2 separate regions of the Homo sapiens genome follow, and region 1 is linked to region 2. Evidence: chromatin loops called from intact Hi-C (ENCODE). Cell type or tissue: Calu3. All regions are shown on one strand. Links, peaks and the distances in the headings refer to the core of each region. The heading gives the core; the rest is flanking DNA. Region 1 holds the start of MMP10 (matrix metallopeptidase 10). Region 2 has its middle 7.3 kb from the start of MMP8.

The links. Peaks named below come from ENCODE experiments on the same cell type or tissue, not always from the same donor. Only the 100,000 strongest peaks of a DNase experiment are listed, where the experiment ranks them.
Region 1: a loop joins it to region 2, with 3 times the contacts of the local background. A loop is called at or near these places in 7 of 110 quality-filtered maps.

The regions. Positions count from the first base shown.
Region 1 is chr11:102,775,453-102,785,470 of GRCh38, forward strand. MMP10 (matrix metallopeptidase 10) reads right to left here and starts at 5,176. Exons shown (of 10, transcript NM_002425.3): 1 at 5,035-5,176; 2 at 4,052-4,293; 3 at 3,761-3,909; 4 at 3,172-3,297; 5 at 1,160-1,324; 6 at 828-972. The coding sequence starts at 5,139. It also overlaps the pseudogene WTAPP1. In Calu3, for the core only: a CTCF peak has its summit at 5,141 (motif pointing left); no DNase peak of the experiment used is centred there.
Region 2 is chr11:102,727,213-102,737,230 of GRCh38, forward strand. No RefSeq gene overlaps it. Among named protein-coding and RNA genes, the nearest start is that of MMP8, 7.3 kb to the left of the region's middle. RefSeq lists silencers at 6,114-6,163, 6,284-6,333. In Calu3, for the core only: a CTCF peak has its summit at 6,243 (motif pointing right); a DNase peak (open chromatin) is centred at 6,239.

The DNA.
Region 1 (10,018 bases), core at 1,032-9,031, 48 kb after region 2:
TCCAGGGTAATGAAATCGATGGCAGGACTTGTGACTGGTTCCAGTAAAATTATTTAGCTTGGTTCCATTCTAAAAGTCCATAAACAGTGTGCATATTATGTCCTAATATTTTAAAAAATATTATGTGTATATTGATGCTTGTATATGAGTAGAACATTTTTGTAAAGAGTCAAAGGAAATTGGTAGCAGTGGTTGCACATATGAAGGGAGCTGGAGGACGGTAGGCCAAAGACTGGAGAGAGATTTTTTAACTCCGTATCTTTTGGTAGTGTTTAAATATTGTGCCACAAGCACATATCACTTTTTTCCAAAAGTAATTAATTTAAATAGTAGCATATATTAGTAAATGGAAAGATACCACCCTGCTTCTAAGGATCCACCAGTGCTTTCTGAAGAAGTTCCATGATATATGATATTTTAAAAAAATGAACGAAACAGATATAACTCCCTGCCTTAATCAAACTTACAGTCTAGGGACCAAGAATCATCCCTTATAAGTCTGTAAAAAATGATCTGGACAATTCTAAGAAGATGTTAAAAATTCAGCAAGAACTAGATCTGAATGATTTTAAAATGTAGAGGAAATTTTATATTTTAAAAAATCTCTGTCAAGCAGAAAAAGTAACTACTGGGTACTAGGATTAGTACTGGGGTGACAAAATTATCTGTACAACAAACCCCTGTGACACGAGTTTATCTATATAACAAACCTGCACATGTACCCCTGAACCTAAAATTAAAAAAAAAGCTCTGTCAAGTTTCTGTTTTTCTTTCTAAGCACTGTACATCAAAAGAATAGATAGGAAAATATAATTTTCTGGTCTGACCTGTCTTTAAAGAACAGATATTCTCCCCTCAGAGTGCTGATGGCATCGAAGGACAAAGCAGGATCACACTTGGCTGGCATCTCAGATCCCGAAGGAACAGATTTTGTGGGCACCAGGGGTTCCTCAGTAGAGGCAGGGGGAGGTCCTAAAGGAAACAGATTTGGGGATGCAAACATTAAAAAAAAATGTGATGCATCTGTCAATTTGTGTGCCTTTCAAACATTCTCAAAGTGCTTCAGGCCAAATCAGAAATACTTTAGGTAGCACTGGAAAGCTTTCTGGAGGACTGTCATTGTAGATCTGCAATGCCTAATTTTTCCAGCATCACTCACCGTAGAGAGACTGAATGCCATTCACATCATCTTGCGAAAGGCGGAACTGGGCGAGCTCTGTGAATGAGTTGTAGAGTGGGTACATCAAAGCTTCAGTGTTGGCTGAGTGAAAGAGCCCCAGGGAGTGGCCAAGTTCATGAGCAGCAACGAGGAATAAATTGGTGCCTGTATGAAAATCATAAATGTTCAGAATTCACCAGCTCTTTCTTCCATAAATACACATACAGAACATATGCCAGCTGTACAGGCCATCCTTGAAACCACAATGTCTTTTCAGTATTTGTGGATTGGTTCATTGATTGGCACATTCCATACTTTATAGAAATTAATGTGTTTTTCAAGGTTGACTTTAAGTCAATATATAAGACAGTTTTTCACCGTATCCCTCCCTAGATCCCTCCTTGGTCAGGAAAACTAAGACACTTTTCCTATATTGACAAATGAGAAGCATTATTTTCAAAAGATTTTTTTTTGAAAGGACAAGACTAATAGCATGTCAGTAAATATAACTCTTCGTTGTCTAAAAATAAAAAGTCATTGTTCAAATTTAGGAACACTTGCCAGTTGCAACCTTGGTTAAAATTAATCATATAACATTTACGTTCAAACTTTTAAGCCAGAAGACTGTGGTTATTTCTTGTGGGGTTTAGTCTGATTTTCTCTTCCTCCTCTTCATCATACTCAAGTAATTTTTTTTTTTGAGACAGAGTCTCATTCTGTCGCCCAGGCTGGAGTATGTGTCCAAGCGATTCTCGTGCCTCAGCCTCCTGAGTAGCTGTGATTACAGGCACGTGCTACCATGCCCGGCTAATTTTTGTATTTTTGTTGAGATAAGGTTTCACCATGTTGGCTAGGCTGGTCTCAAACTCCTGGTCTCAAGTGATTCACCCAACTTGGCCTCCCAAAATGCTGGGATTACAGGCATTAGCCACTGGTGCCTGGCCATAATCAAATAATTTTTGATTGTCAAAAATCTTCCCAGTAATAGGTGCCATTGGATGTGTACAATCTTTAGTTTAAAACAGAAACATGCCCAATAACAGTTTTCTGCAGCACAAACACAGCTAGATTCAGCTTTTTAAAAATATTATAAAAAGGGTTTTATTGAATTTAGTAGTAGATATTATTTAACCAAGGCTCCAAGAATTGTGCAGAAAAGAACAGTTGTTCAAATAAAAGGCAATCATTTCATGCAACACAAACTTCAGTCTCGTGAGACAGAGTCTCACTCTGTTGCCCAGGCTGGAGTACAGTGGTACAATCTCGGCTCACTGCAGCCTCCATCTCCTGGGTTCAGTGATTCTCGTGCCTCAGCCTCCTGAGTCTTGTACTCAGGAAAGATGTTCTTTGCATTTACATTAAAAATCCCAGGCACTGTCAGAAATAGTGATTATTTCAACAGTGTGTTTCTAAACTTCAGAAGCCATTTTAAAAATTAAATAGCATACAGTTAATTTTAGTCATTATGTTTAGATGTAAAGTGTTTCCAAGCCAATTTAGGGCGAAAAAAACCCATCTAAGCTAGAGACAGTGACATGTTTATTCGAAAAGATGACCTAACAGTTTTTTTTCAGTTCCTGGCATTTTCTCCTGATCTCTACTTTTAAGTAAAAAGGAGGCCAATGAGAAGAAAGAAAGAAAACCTGAGGGCAAATGTTAGGATTGGAACTGGTTTAATGGAATTCATTCTATCCTAATCATCTATCATTAAAGTGATGAAAAACATTATTAATTATGCTGATCCTCAAACCCCCACAAGATCCTGAGTTGTGGAGATGAGGTTGAATGGTTTTTACAATATTGTACTTGGTGGGGGCAAACATGAAAATACAGACATTTTATAAAATTCTTCAATAATGATTGAAACAAACAGTACTTCTGTTTAAAACTCAGGTAATAAAAAAATTCAGTTACTAGTATATTCGATTTATTGCTCGTTCTAGATAATCCAATTATTTTTGGGTAGGATTGGACATTATTCCTGAAATGTTCCCGAGAGGTTTACGACCCACCTGATGCATCTTCTGTCCATTTTTCATCATCATCAAAGTGAATATCTCCATAAAGCCCAGGTCCAGGTGGGTAGGCATGAGCCAAACTGTGTCCTGGGCCATCAAAAGAGTAAAAGTCTCCATGTTCTGATAGGGAACAAATTAATGGAAATATAAGTGTTCAGAATTTCTTTTTACCCTGTTCCAATTAAACAACAGTAGATTCTATAGTCTGAATGTTGGTGTCTGCTGCAAATTCATATGTTGAAACTCAATGCCCAATGAAATATAGTATTAAGAGGTTAGGTCTTTAGGAAGTGATTATGTCGTAAGTGCTCTGCCCTCATGAATGAGATTAGTGCTTTTATGAAAGAAGCTTGAGGGAACCTCCTGGCCCTTTCTATCGTGTGAGGACACAGAAGGTACCATCTATGAGGAATAGGCTCTCATCAGACACTAAATCTGCTGGCACCTTAATCTTGGACTTCCCAGCCTCCAGAATTGTGAGCAATAAATTTCTGTTGTTTATAAATTACCCAGTCTAAGGTAACTTGCTATAGCAGTCTGAACAGATGAATACACCAGATAAATGGATGCTTTATTTGATTACCTTTAACTGCAAAAGAGATCATTATATCAGCCTCTCCTTCATACAGCCTGGAGAATGTGAGTGGAGTCACCTCTTCCCAGACTTTCAGAGCTTTCTCAATGGCAGAATCAACAGCATCTCTTGGCAAATCTGGTGTATAATTCACAATCCTGGAGGAGAAAAATTGAAGAGGATGTTATTTTCTCCTGCCTTTATGAAAAATTGTTAAAGAAAACTTTATGTTACTTATCCAAATATGACGAGTAACTTATAAGGTTTCAATATTATGTGAAAACTAATCTGAACCATTACCTGTATGTAAGGTGGGTTTTCCTCCACTTCGGCATGCCAGGAAAGGAGCTGAAGTGACCAACGTCAGGAACTCCACACCTGGGCTTGCGCATCACCTCCAGAGTGTCAGTGTCTAGCTTCCCTGTCACCTCCAACCCAAGGAACTTCTGCATTCCTTGGATTTTTTTAACAATGAGATTACTGTCCTTTCTTCTAAACTGTTTCACATCCTTTTCGAGGTTGTAGTACTTTTCTAGGTATTGCTAATGGAAAATAGAATTTTTAGGGCATTTTTGTGATTTTCCATCATTTATCCAACTTTTATAATCCATCGTAATTTTCCTCTAGTTTCTTAAAACAAAAGAGGCTATCACATTTAATTTGATTTTTCATTAAGACTCCCCATTTCATACAAATTTTTAAATTTTATTGCAATGTTAGTTTGCTAGTCAAGTAAGGAATTGGGGATTGAAAATTCAAGTCTAGCATTATTTTTGTTAGTTTTTAAAGAAACCCTCTTTTAACATAGTTTTGTGAAAAGTTAGAATACTAACCTTTTCTACTTACATTGTTATTATAGACCTGGTTTAAGACTGAAGTGTGGTAAACTCTTTTGTCCAAATATGACAAGTAAAAATATGAAAACTATTACCTGATATGATTTAAAGATCAAACTTAGCATGCTCCCCTCCCCAATAATTTTAACTAAATAAATTCTAAAGCCAGAGGAGTTTCATATATTCTCCATATGTTCTTTTCACTTAGCCACAAATATACTGCTACTATTTTATTGTAACCTTGAGCAGTTATATTCCCTTTCTGAACCTTTCTTTTCTTCTCTGTTAACATAAAAATAATTTCCACCTCCAGCCTGTTAATTATTCTCTGATGCTACAGTTTTCTAACAAAGTGATCTCTAGTCTAATCATTCTGCTTTGTATTGGAAGACCAAGTAGACACAATTGAGCTGGCCAGTAGCTGCAATAGATGCCACCGTTAATTACCTGGGCAAGATCCTTGTTGGAGTCCTCCTCTTTTGCTGCCCCACTCAGAGGATAGGCAGAGCAGACTGGCAGACACAACAGCACAAGGAATGCAAGATGCATCATTCTCACTGCCCTTACCTTCTTTGTCTACTGGGCTTCTAGCTCTACCCCCTAGTGGCCTTTCTTTTATACAGAGACAATGCTGAGATCACCAACAGTATGATTCATGCATGTGTTTTTTAAGTCTGAATGTTCACAAACATTTAATGTAATGGTGATACAGCCTACATCAGTATTTTCCTTCAACTTTCTAAACTTGAAAGAATGATTAATCCCCAGGAAATGATTTCTGTGTTTGTAAAGACGAAAAAGAATTGGCTAGATAATTCACGTCTCTGTATTTACTTAAAGAGAGCTGACAAGCTTGGTAAAATGCCAAATGTTTTGACATTTTAAAATCAGTGCAATTTTCTTTTAAGAAGATTATGTTTTAAACTTAAATATAAGCAGGTAAGAATTAAGTAGGTCAACGGAAATAAATTCCAAATATAGTCGTGGTCTAAATGTGGGAGTTGTTATTTACAAAGATATTAAAACAAATATTTCACTTCTTGAGTCCTTGTTTACAATAGCTATTATTGATTTTCAGATGGATTTACTGGCCGTGGAGTAGGGGTATTGTGAGAAGGACATGGAGCATGTAGAGAAAAGAATCCAAAGAGAGAAGCTTTGGTGTTCACTCATTCTCCATTTCCCAGTGTATAATTATGTTCAAAGTAACTGCTCCATAAAACTTGTTAAATGGAAAAAATTAAATTGCATGTTAGACTGAAATGGTCCTCCTACCCTCTTCCTCTTCTTTGCTTTTAAAAATTCTTTTCCCCCTTTCTTTCTCCTCTTAAGGTACAAAGGAGGAGATGGATTGAGATCTGTAATGGGAAATGATTTCAAATCCTCCCTTTCTTTCACATGTCTAACGATCCACCCCTGCCCACAAATAGTATTTTCTTTCTTGTTTTCTCAGCCAAATAAAGTGCTTTTTACGCAGTAACACAGTAAGTCTGCAATAACTGTTTTGTCAAATTAACCTGTTAATATAAAGAACCCTGAAATTCTTATAGTAAAGAACTATATTTTTCTCTCACTAAAGATAAATTAACTCTACCATGTCTGAAGTACATAATTGCAAAGTGATGAGAGATTAAAATAATAAGTGTGTAGGAATGATCTTTTCAGTATCGCCCACCATCCCCACCCTACTTAAGGTAGCCTGGACAGGTGAGACTTCCAGGAACCAAGAGGCTCTGAGACTTCCAAGCCAGAGTTGGAGAGAAACTGGGATATACACTGAGCCAGCCAAGTCAACTTGTGACTTACTGTTGCCAAAGAGTTTGCTCTACAGTGTGGTGACATCAGCTTGAATATCAGAGGGAGAAGGACTGACAACTAGACTCAAATAAAGTCAGCTGGACATTGAGCAAGTACAGTCAGGCACTGTATAATGTTTCAGTCAACAATGGACCACATATATGATGGTGGTCCCATATGATTATAATGGAGCTTGATATGGTTTGGATCTGTGTCCCTGCCCAAATCTCATGTCGAACTGTCATTCCCAGTGTTGGAGGTGAAGCCTGGTGGGAGGTGATTGGATCACGGGGGCGGATTTCTCATGCCCATTTAGCACCATCCCATCGGTGATGTTCTTGTCATAGTGAGTGAGTGAGTTATCATGAGATCTGGATGTTTAAAAGTGTGTAGCACCTAGCCCCTCTCTTTCTTCTCCTGCTCTGGCCATGTAAAGTGCAGGCTCCTCTTTTGCCTTCCGCCATGATTGTAAGTTTCCTGAGGCCTCCCCAGAAGAAGGTGCCACCATGGTTCTCATATAGCCTGCAGAACCGTGAACCAATTAAATCTCTTTTCTTTATAAGTTACCCAGTCTCAGGTATTTTTGATAGCAATGCAAGAACAAACTAATACAGAGCTGATAAGCACCCATCAGCTATTGTCATTGTAGCCAACATAATGTCATAGTACAATACATTACCCATGTGTTTGTGATGATGCTGGTGTAAGCAAACCTACTGTGCTGCCATACGAAAGTCTAGCACATGCAATTGTGTACAGTACATAATTCTTGATAATAGTGATAAATGACTGTTTATGCATTTACTATACATTTTATCATTTATTTTAGAGTGTACCTTTTTTTTAAAAGTTAACTGTAAAACTGCTTCAGGCAGGTCCTTCAGAAGGCATTCCATGGTTACTGCCCTATGCAGGCATTATTATCATAGGAAACGACAGCTGCATCAGCGTTACTGCCCTGAAAGACCTTCTAGTGGAACTTGATGTGAAGGTAGAAAACAGTGATATTGATGATCCTGATCCTGTGTAGGCCTGGGCTAATTCGTGTTTTGTGTCTTCATTCTCAAAAAATAGTTTAAAAAATAAAAAAAATTAAAGATAGTAGAAAGCTTATAGGATAAGGATATCAAGAAAAAAATATTTTTGTACCTCTGTGAAACGTTTGTGTTTAACCTAAGTGTTATTACAAAAGAGTCAAAAAAAGTTTTAAATTAAAAAGTTTATAAAGTAAAAAAGTTACTACAGTAAGCTAAGGTTAATTTATATTGATGAAAGAAAAATGCTTTTATAAATTTAGTGTAGTCTAGGCATACAATGTTCATAAAGTCTACATAGTGTACAGATTCACTCACCACTCACTCACTGACTCACTTAGAGCAACTTCCAGTCTGGCAAGCTTCATTCCTGGTTAGTGCCCTATATAGTTGTACCATTTTTTATCTTTAATACCATCTTTTTATTGTATTTTTTAATGTTAAAATATGTGTAGATACAGTAATATTTATTATTATGTTACAATTGCCTCCAGTATTCAGTAGAATTTCATGCTGTATAGGTTTGTAGCCTAGGAGTAATAGGCTTGCTGGGCATGGTGGCTGACACCTCTACTCTCAGCTACTTGGAAGGCTGAGATGGGAGGATAACTTTCCCCAAGAAATTTTTAAAAGGCTATACCACATAGTCTAGGCATGTAGTAGGCTGTACCATAGAGGTTTGTGTAAGTTTAATCCATGGTGTTTGCACAATGGATAAATTGCCTAAGGACATGTTTCTTAGAATGTGTCCCCATTGTTAAGTCACACATGACTGTGTGTAATTAATTCAGGCCATTATTTTGTCATCTGTAAAATGGGGTGGATATAACCACACTCACAAAGTTATTTTGTATGCTTTATGCTGGGGAACAAATCTCTTCTTATTTCACTCCAACACCTTTAACAGACAAAGCTTGTTGGCCTGACAAATCTGTGACAATGCCCCTAGGCCCTGATTTGACAAGCTGTGAGATGCCCATTTTCGCTTGAGTCATAACTTTATTAGTGTTGACACATCCTGTTAATGGATTTTATTATGTGGTAATGATACAATGAAAGTTTACATTGTAGTAATAGCTACGACTATAATTGGGAGCCTATAGGGTAGCACATGCCTCACAGAAATGATGTTAGTGTTTAAACTTGTCCTGCATTAAACCATGACACCTGGTAGAAATTAATGCCCTGGAGCAGGTGAGTCCTATGTTTGTCTTTATATAATTCATTACTTGTTAAACCTACTGAAGTATGTATAGGGTCAGGCAAGGAAGCATACAGAGCTCATACTTAAAGAAAGGTGAAACGCCTGGTATTGAGCTTCCACTGTAGTCAGTTCTTAAATGTGAGTTATTTTTAAACTTCAGAACAACCCAACAAAGTTGAGATTAGAAAAATTGAATAATAAGCTCACGATCAAAAGCTAACAAGTGGGAAGAGATTATTCAGAACTGCCAGAAGAAACCTTCATGACTACAACTTGGATGTTTATCAAAAACTTCTTGGCTTCATTCCATATCTTTGCTATTGTGAATAGTGCTGCGATTAACATACAAGTACAGGTATCTTTTTGACATAATGATTTCTTTTCCTTTGGGTGGATATCCAGTAGTGGGATTGCTGGGTTGAATGGTAGTTCTATTTTTTTGGTCTTTGAGAAATCCTCATACTGTTTGGAATACTATGCAGCCATAAAAAGAATGACGTAATGTCTTTAGCAGTAACATGGATGGAAGTGGAGGTCATTACGTTATGTGAAATAACTTAGAAACAGAAAGTCAAATACTGCATGTTCTGATTTACAAGTGGGAGCTAAATAATGTGTACACATGGATATACTGTGTGGAATAATAGACACTGGGCACTCAAGAGGGTGGGAGGGAAAAGAGGGATGAGAAATTATCTAATGGGGGCACAATGTCTTCTGTTCCAGTGAGAGTTACACTAAAAGCTCAGACTTCAACACTATGCAATATATCCATGTGACAAAACTGCACTTGTACCCCCCAAATATATTTAAAATAATAGTAATAACAAAAGTTTTAAAACAACCTCTTGGCTTGGACCTTGGTTCTTCCCCAGCTTTTTTTCTTTTATGTCTTGACACTGTTCTTTATCTCTCATTCTTTTTTTTTTTTTTTTTTTGAGACAGAGTCTCACTCTGTCTCCCAGGCTGGAGCGCAGTGGCGCAATTTCAGCTCACTGCCAGCTCTGCCTCCTGGGTTCACACCATTCTCCTGCCTCAGCCTCCCGAGTAGCTGGGACTACAGGCGCCCGCCACCACGCCCAGCTAATTTTCTGTATTTTTAGTAGAGACAGGGTTTCACCGTGTTAGCCAGGATGGTCTCGATCTCCTGATCTCATGATCCGCCCGCCTCGGCCTCCCAAAGTGCTGGGATTACAGGCATGAGCCACCGCGCCTGGCCTATCTCTCATTCTTGAACTCACCCCTGAACATGCCTTCAATTTATCTCCTTAGCTTTTGTTCTTTTCTCCCAACTCTCTGATCATCCTGCTAACACAGCTACTTCATTTGATCTATGTTTATCTGTTCTGTCACTTGAAGTTCCTCTTGGCCTGTGCTGCACTGATGTGATCCAGAC
Region 2 (10,018 bases), core at 1,403-9,402:
AAGGCAATGTAGGCTCTTTCTGCCTCTCTATTACTAGCCTCCCTCCTGCCCCTTCGGCAGCAGCCTATTCTCATAAGGATAAGGATATTCTTATAAGGATAAGGATATAGATGTGGGTTCTACAGCAACATAGCAGGTGTATTTTTATAGTTCAGTTTTGCTTTCTAGGCCCGAGGAGATGACACAGATTGCATAGATATAGTCTATTTGTTTTTTAGTTATAAAATAAAGGATGAGTTGAACCAGCTGGGGTGAGCACATGTGCCTGAATCTTGAATGATGAGTAGGAGTTGCCAATGGGGAATGTGATCCAGTAGAAGGAACAGCGTCCGCTAAGCACAGAATTATACCCAGTGAAGCCGTGGCTCATTTGATTCACATAAGCCAAGGCAAAATGTCCTCAGCTTCATGCCTTTCTGAACTCTCATGATCAGAATGGATGTCCATATACCCTGATCAAGTTAACAGAACAATTGTTAGGGCCAGTTGTGGTGAAAGGTAAAGAGCATTTGGGTGGAAATTAAACTTACTGGGTTCAAATTACAGTCCTGCCACTTCCCACTTATGCAACTTTTGGCAAATCTAAGTTCTTCTGAGGTTCAATTTCCACACCTGTGAAACTAGTGCATTAACATCTCCCTCATAGGGCATCAAGGGTATTAGATGAGATCATACATGGAAAAAGTCTGTGTAAACCCTTCACTGTGCTGTTCTCTTTGTATTATGAATGTGGTGAAATTATAGCCACATTAGTTCATGCGTCCGTTCTGTGAATGAGTTAGAAATGCTGAAAATTTCTTCTTTTCCAGAAAGAGAAGTGCTTCTAAGTTAAGCCACCAAGTGAAGTAACTTCCATGGAGCTTCCTTTAGTAGCCAGTGTTCAAGTTCAGCCAGGGAACATATGTGTGTGACTCACATCCTTTGCACAGAGTATAAATGTATACACTCAGATCTCACAAGTCATTATGGATTAATCACTGTGCTAAGTCTTAGATATGCAGCATCTATTACCTTCCTTAAGCTTCATAACAACCCAGAGAAGTGGGAGTTATTATCCCCATTTTAAAGAAGAAAACAGATTCAGAGATATGATTCAAATTTACCTTTTCATTGACTCTTCCTAAAATCTCCTTTGTTCTCTCAATGAGGAAAAAATTTTTAAAAGTGATTATTCTCAGTCTTGGCACTACATCAGAATCTATATTAAACATACAAGTAGGCTTCTTTTATGAACTAAATGTTGTGTCCCCCAACCCCAAATTTACATGTTGAAATCCTAACTCCCAGTGTGACGGTATTAGGAGGTGGGGCCTTAAGGAGGTGAGGCCTCATGAGTGGGATTAGTGCCCTTATAAAAGAGACCCCAGAGAACTCTCTTTCTGTCTTTCCACCAAGTGAGGATCCAATGAAAAGTTGGCAGTCTGCAGCCCAGAAGAGGGCCCTCACCAGAACCTAACCATGTTAGCAGGCTGATCTGACTTCCGTCCTCCAGAACTGTGAGAAATAATGTATTTCTGTTGTTTATAAGCCACTCAGTCTATGATATCTTATTTGGCAGCCAGAATGGACTGAGCTCCACTCCAGCTACTGAATCAGAATCTCTGGGGTGGGGCCCAGGTATACACAAGTTTAGAAAGCATCCCAGGTAACAATGAGGATGAGTTGAGAATCTCTATTGTAAGAGAGGATGGAGAATATACAATAAGAGAAGTAAAGAGTCATGTTTTAAGATTTTAAAAAAGGAAAAATCATATTCTATTGGGGAGATCCACAAAGTCTTTGTAGGGGAAGTGGACACTGAGATAAACTTTGAAAGGTGGATTGAATTTTGGCATTGAAATTAAGTTAAATGAGGGTGGGATTAGAAGCAAAAAGCAAAGGTATTGTGGTAAGAAATCTTGGATTGTAAGTGAAGAATAACAAGGGTCTGGGGGAATCAGCATAGAGCATATAAAGAGAAGCAGCTTGGAATGGTAGGCTAGAACCAGATAGTGGAGGGGCAGGAATTAAACATCAAAAGGCCAGCAATGAGCAGACATTGTTTGTTTCTGAGCCATGTAACAATCTATGCTGACTTAATAAAACTAACCGGGCCATAGTATCTAGGATAGACTGGACTGAAGAGAGGTTATAAATAAGAAGAACAATTAAAAGGTGGAGTAAGAGTTTAAGTGAAAGGTCGTGAGGACCTGGCCCTAGCGGGTGGTCATGGGTCTTACTCTTGGTGTGGGGATGGATGGTGAAGAAATGAGGTTGAAGAAGACAGGAGGGAACCTGGGTCATCACACCACACATCTCCAAGGAGCAGCAATTCGCATCACAGATACACACAGATAAAATAAAAGTTGCCTTAAGGCCGGGTGCGGTGGCTCACGTCTGCAATCCCAGCACTTTGGGAGGCTGAGGCAGGCAGATCACCGGAGGCTGGGAGTTCGAGACCAGCCTGACCAACATGGAGGAACCTCGTCTCTACTGAAAATACAAAATAAGCTGGGCATGGTGGCACGTGCATGTAATCCCAGTTACTTGGGAGGCTGAGTCAGGAGAATTGCTGGAACCCGGGAGGCAGAGGTTGTGGTGAGCCGAGATCGTGCCATTGCACTCCAGCCTGGGCGACAAGAGCGAAACTCTGTCTCAAAAAAAAAAAAAACAAAAAAAACAAAAACAGAGTTGTCTTGAGAGTCAAAGAGTTCTCTTGAGGATGACAGATGGAATCAAGGCTAAGGCTGGAGCTGAAGGAAGTGGAGACTTAGAGAAGCCGTGGTAGTGAATTCAACCCACAGATGAGGCTGATTAAAAGGCCTGCTGAGCAGCCGCCATGGTCCAGGCAAGTGAGAGAGTAGCTAGAGTGAGCATGGAGGATCTTATCCTTATGGTTTTGATTAGCCCCAAACATTTCCATTTCTGCCCCTGTATCTATTGTCCTCCCAACTAGAGGGTGTTGAGGATAAGAAAGAATGGAGAAAATGACCCATTGAGAGTCAACGACTGTCCAGAAACTAGTTTGACAGACCCACGAGAACAGATGGCAGAAAAGTAAACATTTCCATTCCAGGCCGCTCTGTGTATGTAGAGGCAGGAAACTGCGAAGTGGATTTTGCCAAAACTCTCTTTTCTACTAAATCAATCCAGCTGTGTGGCTGGAATGCCTCATTTTTCATTTTTCCTGAGGCACTGTCTTTTCTAAATCTTCTCCATTCTTGATTTTCTAACAATGTCTAGCTATAGCAAGGTATTACTTCCCACTTTAAGTAAATGCCCTCGTTTTCTCTCATTTTTACCACCAAAATATTCAATTTCTTAGTGTGTCCATGGGACTCTTTCTGTATCTCCACACCAGAACTATTCTCCTTACACATTCCCCCGCTATTTCCTTTCCCTCACTGGCTGCTTCCTGTTTGCCTACATGGTTTCTCTAGTAAAACAAAATAAAACCAAACAACAGACTTCTTTCTACCCTATTAATCACTTGAGTTACCATCCTGTTTCCTTTCCCTCACTGTCAAACTTCTTGGAAGCCCAGTCAGTGCCTCTACTCCTTCAAACCACACACCCGCTCCTCCTCACACCACACACCTACTACTCACACCACACACCTGCTCTTCCTCACACTACACACCCAATCCTCACACCACACACCTGCTCTTCCTCACACTACACACCCAATCCTCACACCACACACCTGCTCCTCTTCACACCACACACCCACTCCTCACACCACTCACTCCTCACACCACACACCCGCTCCTCCTCACACCACACATCCACTCCTCACACCACACAACCGCTCCTCACACCACAAACCCGCTCCTTCTCACACCACACACCGGCTCTTTCTCACACCACACACCTGCTTCTCCTCACACCACACACCCACTCCTCACACCACACACCTGCTCCTCCTCACACCACACACCCACTCCTCACACCACACACCCGCTCCTCACACCACGCACCCACTCCTCACACCGCACACCTGCTCCTCTTCACACCACGCACCCACTCCTCACACCACACACCTGCTCCTCCTCACACCACACACCCACTCCTCACACCACACACCTGCTCCTCCTCACACCACACACCCAATCCTCACACCACACACCTGCTCCTCCTCACATCACACACCTGCTCCTCACACCACACATCTGGCTCCCATCCCCCTTGGAGCCCAACCAGCTGTCACCCACATACGCCTGTTGGAGTCTGTGAGAATTCATCTCAATAAACTGTCTCACATCTATATAGTCCCCACTAGATTCTGTTCTCACTCCTCTTGATCAATGGTTCTCAACCTGAATTTATTTTTTAACCTAAAATATCAGAAAGACACCACATATGCCCTTTGGTGACATTGGCTTGTCAGGGGCAGTGGATTAGTTTTCCGCAGCTGCTGTAACATATAACCACACGTCCAATGGCTCAAAACAAGATAAATTCATTGCCTTACGATTCTGCAGGTCAGAAGTCTGGTATGGGTCTCACTGGGCTAAAATCAATATGTTAGCAGTGCTGTGTTCCTTCTGGGAGCTATAGAGGAGAATCAGTTTCTGTGTTGTTTCCAGCTTCTAGAGGCTATTGCATCCCTTGGCCTGTATTTCCACCTCTGCCATCTTCAAAACCAGCAATATCACTTCTCTCTAACCCTTATTCCATCTTCTTGTCTCTCCCTGATCACAGTTGGGGGAGGGTCTCCACTTGTGAGGACTCAGGTGATTTGATTGGACCCACTGAGATAATGCTAATCTCCCATTTCAAGGTCCTTAACCCAAATCACACCTGTGAAACCTCTTTTGCCATGTAAGCTAACATGTTCACGGGTCAGGATGTGGGCATTTTTGGGACCATTGATCTTTCTGTTACAGGCAATAATTCTCAATGAGAAGAGATGGAGGTAGTCAGTAAATGTGTAGACTGACTGCACAGGGAAGGGCACTTCAGGATCTGTGGTCTGCATGTGATTTGAAAAGCCCTTTAGGAGACCATGCCCTATAACTCCAGGATAACCTGCACCCACCCTGTTCTCCATTTTGACTTTCCATGCCAAGAATATGTGAGTATTTACTGAATACTCATTAGAAGTGAGGTACTGTCATAAAGGCTTTTGCAAAGTCACTTTTATGTAAATTTCTTAGGTATTACGTCTTTTAAAAGCAATACAGAAACTGAGGATCAGAAAGGTTAAGTGAATTACCTGAGATCACACACTGGCAGATGTGTAATGTGTGGCAGAATTTGGGAATCCAAGTTTGGTTTAATTCCAAGGCTCTTTCTGTTCAGTCTCCACAAAGTCTTCTACTGGAGTTGACCTTCTGCCTGAGTAGCTTCTTTAGTTTAAATGTCACATTAAGGTCATTATGGGAACTTTCTGACTCTTTCTTCCTCCAAATTCTACAGATGTGGTTGCCTCATACATCAGGACCAAACATCAGAGGAACCTGAAGTGACAAGCCCGAGGTACTCACAGACAGCCTGTTTCTCTTTAGCATGGGGAATGGAAATCCGAAGACCTGGGTTTGACTCCACTCTATCATTTGCTTGACCTTGCACAAGTTCCTTCATCTCTCTGTCTTAATTGCACATCCCTAATTGGCCACTTATTACTGTGGGACCCTAGACACAGTTCACTTCACATCCCTAAGTTTTAATTCCTTGCGTGTAAAATGGTGGTAACAATAGCCCTGACATCATAGGAATGTTGTGAAGATTAAATATGGATGTGTAGAAAATGTTTAACACAGAGTGCAAAATAACAGATAAAAATTACAGTTCTCTGGCAATTAAATATAAAAAAAAGCCTCACAGGATAGGAGCACTTTCTATATTGCTATATTGTTTTACGTTCTTATTTCAAAGCCGTGGGCTTTAAGGAGGTAATGCACGAAAAGCAATATAGAAAGTGTTGTTCAAACGATTTATTTTATTTTAAAAATCACTTATTTTTAAATAGTCTAGTAATACAAAAATACATGCTTATTAAAAAAAAAATTCCAAACTTTCAGAAGTACGGTAAGTAAATGTGAAGTTTTCTAACCCCCTTTCCCCCTACTTCAGTCCCCTCTTCTAGAGGTAACCAATGTTAACATTTTGAAATGTCTCCATCCAGATATTTTTCTATGGCTTAATGCTCCCAGAGTAAGCTGGTGTATAGCAGACGCAACCAGTGGCCTTCAATGAAGTCACGGATGGCTGAGACCTGTCACTCTTAGCCATGCTAGTGGTCATCATGCCCCCTGTAAAACCAGCAGAGGGCGCCAAAGTCCACTGGGGTATTCGGAGGGTGAACTGTTCGGTCAGATCAACAGTCTTCTTCGAAATAAGAATGTAAAACAAATAGATCCCATTTATCTCATTTAGTAAGGATGAGCCCAGGTTTTGAACTAGGTAGGTTAGTGGGAGAACTGGACATTAAAGACTTGGCCAAAGCTCATTAAAATGAATAGTTTGCTTTAGGTGAGAATGCAGAATGAGAAACTCCACAGTGGTCACAATGTTCCTAAGCACATTATTTTGTCCTCTGTTAACAGATCTTAATGCCAGGTTGTGGGTGGCAGTTTTAGCTTACTTGATAAGGGCTATCACATTCTAAGTGTCAGTTCACCAACAATGGCCATCCAGGCGGTGGCTAGCTTCCCGCTCTCACAAATAGTTCTGTATTGGCTGCCCTACAAGTCTCCTGGGGATCACAGTCAGAATGAATACTTACAAGTGGGACTACTGGGGTTAGAATACAGGTATTCTTATGATACAGCCAGATTTTGCTTCACAATGGTTGCACCAATTAACAGTTCTGCCCGCTGTAAATAAGGGTTCATATTCCCCATGTTTTTATCAGCACTTAATATAACCAGAACTTCTAATTTCTGCCATTTTTGGTAGGTATAAGTAGGTATCTTTTTTACATTGGTATTCCGTTGATTACTAGTAAGATTGGATATCTCTTTATATGCTGTCAGCTACCCAGATTTCCCCTTCTAATAATAGCCAACTTATTTCCATGCCTGCATTTCTACTGGATTTCTTACCTTTTTCATGTTGATTTAAAAGAATTTCTTCTCTGAACCACCTATTAATCTTTCCTTAGTTTCATATGTTGCAGACACTTTCTCTGTTTCTCATTTAATATAATTCTTTAATTTCAATGTAATCAAAACTATCAGCTTTGCCCGTTATGAGTTATGCTTTTTTGGTGTTATTTGAGATATTCTTCCCCACATTATGATGGTCAAAATATTCTCCTATGTATTTTGTTGAATTAGTTCTACCTTTCATATTGAAGTCTTTAACCAATTCAAAGTATACTTTTGTGCATGGTCTGCATCAGAAAGAATAAGCAAAATTACACTTTGGTAATAGGCCCTGCATCCTTTAGTCTTATAAGACAGCTCAGATTTATTTCTTGCTTGTGCTATGTGTCAATTATGGTTTGACAGAGGACCTCTGTGTATGGCAGTGACCCAGTTTCACAGACCTCCAGAGAAGCTGTGATCTTGAATTCTCTCTGTCATGTTGGTTGAAAAAAGATTTCTAAAGGGTTTTGCACAAGCAATGAAATGTTCCAGCCCAGAACCAAGCACAAGTCATAGTCCAGAACTAGTCATGTGGTCCCATCCCACTGCAAGGAGGCTAAGGAGTATAATTCTTCCATGTGCCCAGTAGCTGGAACTCCACAGTGAAGAGTATCTGTTACTTGCACTTGCTGGGATACAGAATTCATCTTTATTTTTTCCATGTAGTGCCTCCAAACAACTATTTGAGGATTCATTCTTTTTTTTCTTCTAATTTGTAGTACCACCCCTATCATACCAAAAGCATGTTTCTGGACTTGTATTTAGTTCCATTAGCTTATGTCTCTGCTCCTGCGTAAGTTTTGCACCACTGGGGTCACAGAGGTTTTGTAAAATGTCTTAATATTTGGTGGGACTCTCTCCTTCTTTGTTCTTTGTCAAAATTCTTAGCTCCTAGTGTGTATTTTTTTTTTTATAAATAAAAGCCTTGCAATCAATTTTCCTTTCCCAAATACTGCCATTGGAATTTAGTTAAAATTGCTTCCCATTTACAAATTAATTTTGGAAAAATTGTCATCTTTAGAGTATTAGGTCATTCCATACATGAAGATCATATTCTATTTTTCTTATATGTCTGTAATAGAGTCTTAAATTCTCATTTTTAAGGGGTTGTTCTGTTTTTGCTATGTTATTTCCTAAAGAGGTAATTGATTTTGCTGTGGCTATTAATATTTTGTTTTCTATGTTTGATCTACTTGTTTATTGTGCATATATAGACATGTAAATGATTTTGATGTGTTGATGTACTTGGAAACATTACAATTTTTCTCATCTTAAGAGTTTTGATTCTTTTGAGGTTTTCTATGTAAATTATCAAATTATCTACAAATAATTATAATTTGGACTCTTCCCTTTTGATCTTTATAACTGTTGATATTTTCCTCATTTTAATTTTTTTTTTTTTTTTTGTAGTAATGAGGTCTTACTGATGTTGCCCAGGCTGGTCTTGTAATCCTGGGCTCAAGCAATCCTCCTGCCTCAGTCTCCCAAAGGGCTGGGATTACAGGCATGATTCACTGTTCATGGCCTCATTTCAGTTTTTGACAGGATATCCAGGACTATATTAAACGAATATCAGTGATAGCAGGCATCCTTCTCTTATTCCCAGTATTAATAAGAAAGTACCTAAAGTTGCTCCCTATGTGCTATATGGTGATGGTGGAATATGTCCTCTGTTTTCTCTGAAAGAGTTTGTGTAAGATTGGAATGATCTATTCCTTGACATGGATCTTTTGGCAAAACAAACCAATAAAACCATCTAAGCTTAATGTTTTCTTTGTGGGAAGATATTTAAACCATTAAACATTATTTTATAGTTATAGAATAATTAAGACTTCCTTTTGCTGTTAATTTCTTTTTTCTTTATATATTTTTGAGATACTATTGACATATAGTGAAGTACACAAGTCTTAACTACACTGTTCGGTGAGTTTTGACAAATGTATAAGCCAATGTATCCCATACCTCATGAAGGAAGAGAACATTTCCATCATCTGAGTTCTCTGAGTTCTTTCTTGGTCAAACACAGTCCCTCCTCAGTGTCAATCACTGTTCTGATTTCATTTCCTATATATTACTTTTTATAATCTTAAAGTTCATATAATGGAATCAAAAGTATATATTAGCTTCTGTGCCTGGCTTCTTTTGCCTAGAATGATGTCTCTTAGGATAAGAGAGACATTTTAATGGTTTTCAGTTTAATCCATGTTGTTGTATATAGTACTAGTGGTAATATTCTATTGTATGAATATGCCACTATTTTCAGATTTGGACTATCAAGAATAAAGCTGTTATGAATTCTTGAGCAAGCTTTTTTGGGGTATTTATGTTTTCATTTATCTTGGGCAAATATGTAGAAGTCATAGGGTGAATAAATATTGAACTGTGAGCAATTTGATATTGTATGAGCCTTCCAGATGTTCTAGCTCCTCATCAATGTTTGGTGTTGTCAGTCTTATTAACATTAATGATTTTAGTGGATTTTTTTTAGTGGTGCCTTATAAGAATTTTATTTTCTCGATAACTAATAATGTTAAGTACTTTTTAAATGTGTTTATTGGCCATATATATGTCTTTGTGAAGAGTCTGATTAAAACTCCCATGCATTTTTAATTGCATGTGTCACTTTATTATTAATATGTTAGATTTCTTATATATTCTGAATAAAACTCCTGCAGGGTTCCCCAGTTCCCCTCACTTTTTTTTTCTGTGTCCTGACCAAAAATCAGAGTGCCTTGACCACCCTGTGTCCTTGCCAGCTGTAAGGTTTTCCCAGCAGTCTTGAAACCAAACCAGGAACTTGAAAATTCCCTGGTAGTGATAAAGATATCTAGGTTTACTAGAAAGAAACTGGCCCTGGCCCTGAACCAAATCTTTAAATCCTCATATAGACATATTACCCCCTAGATGAAGACATATCTATGTAGGACACCCCTCTACCGTGATTGTTC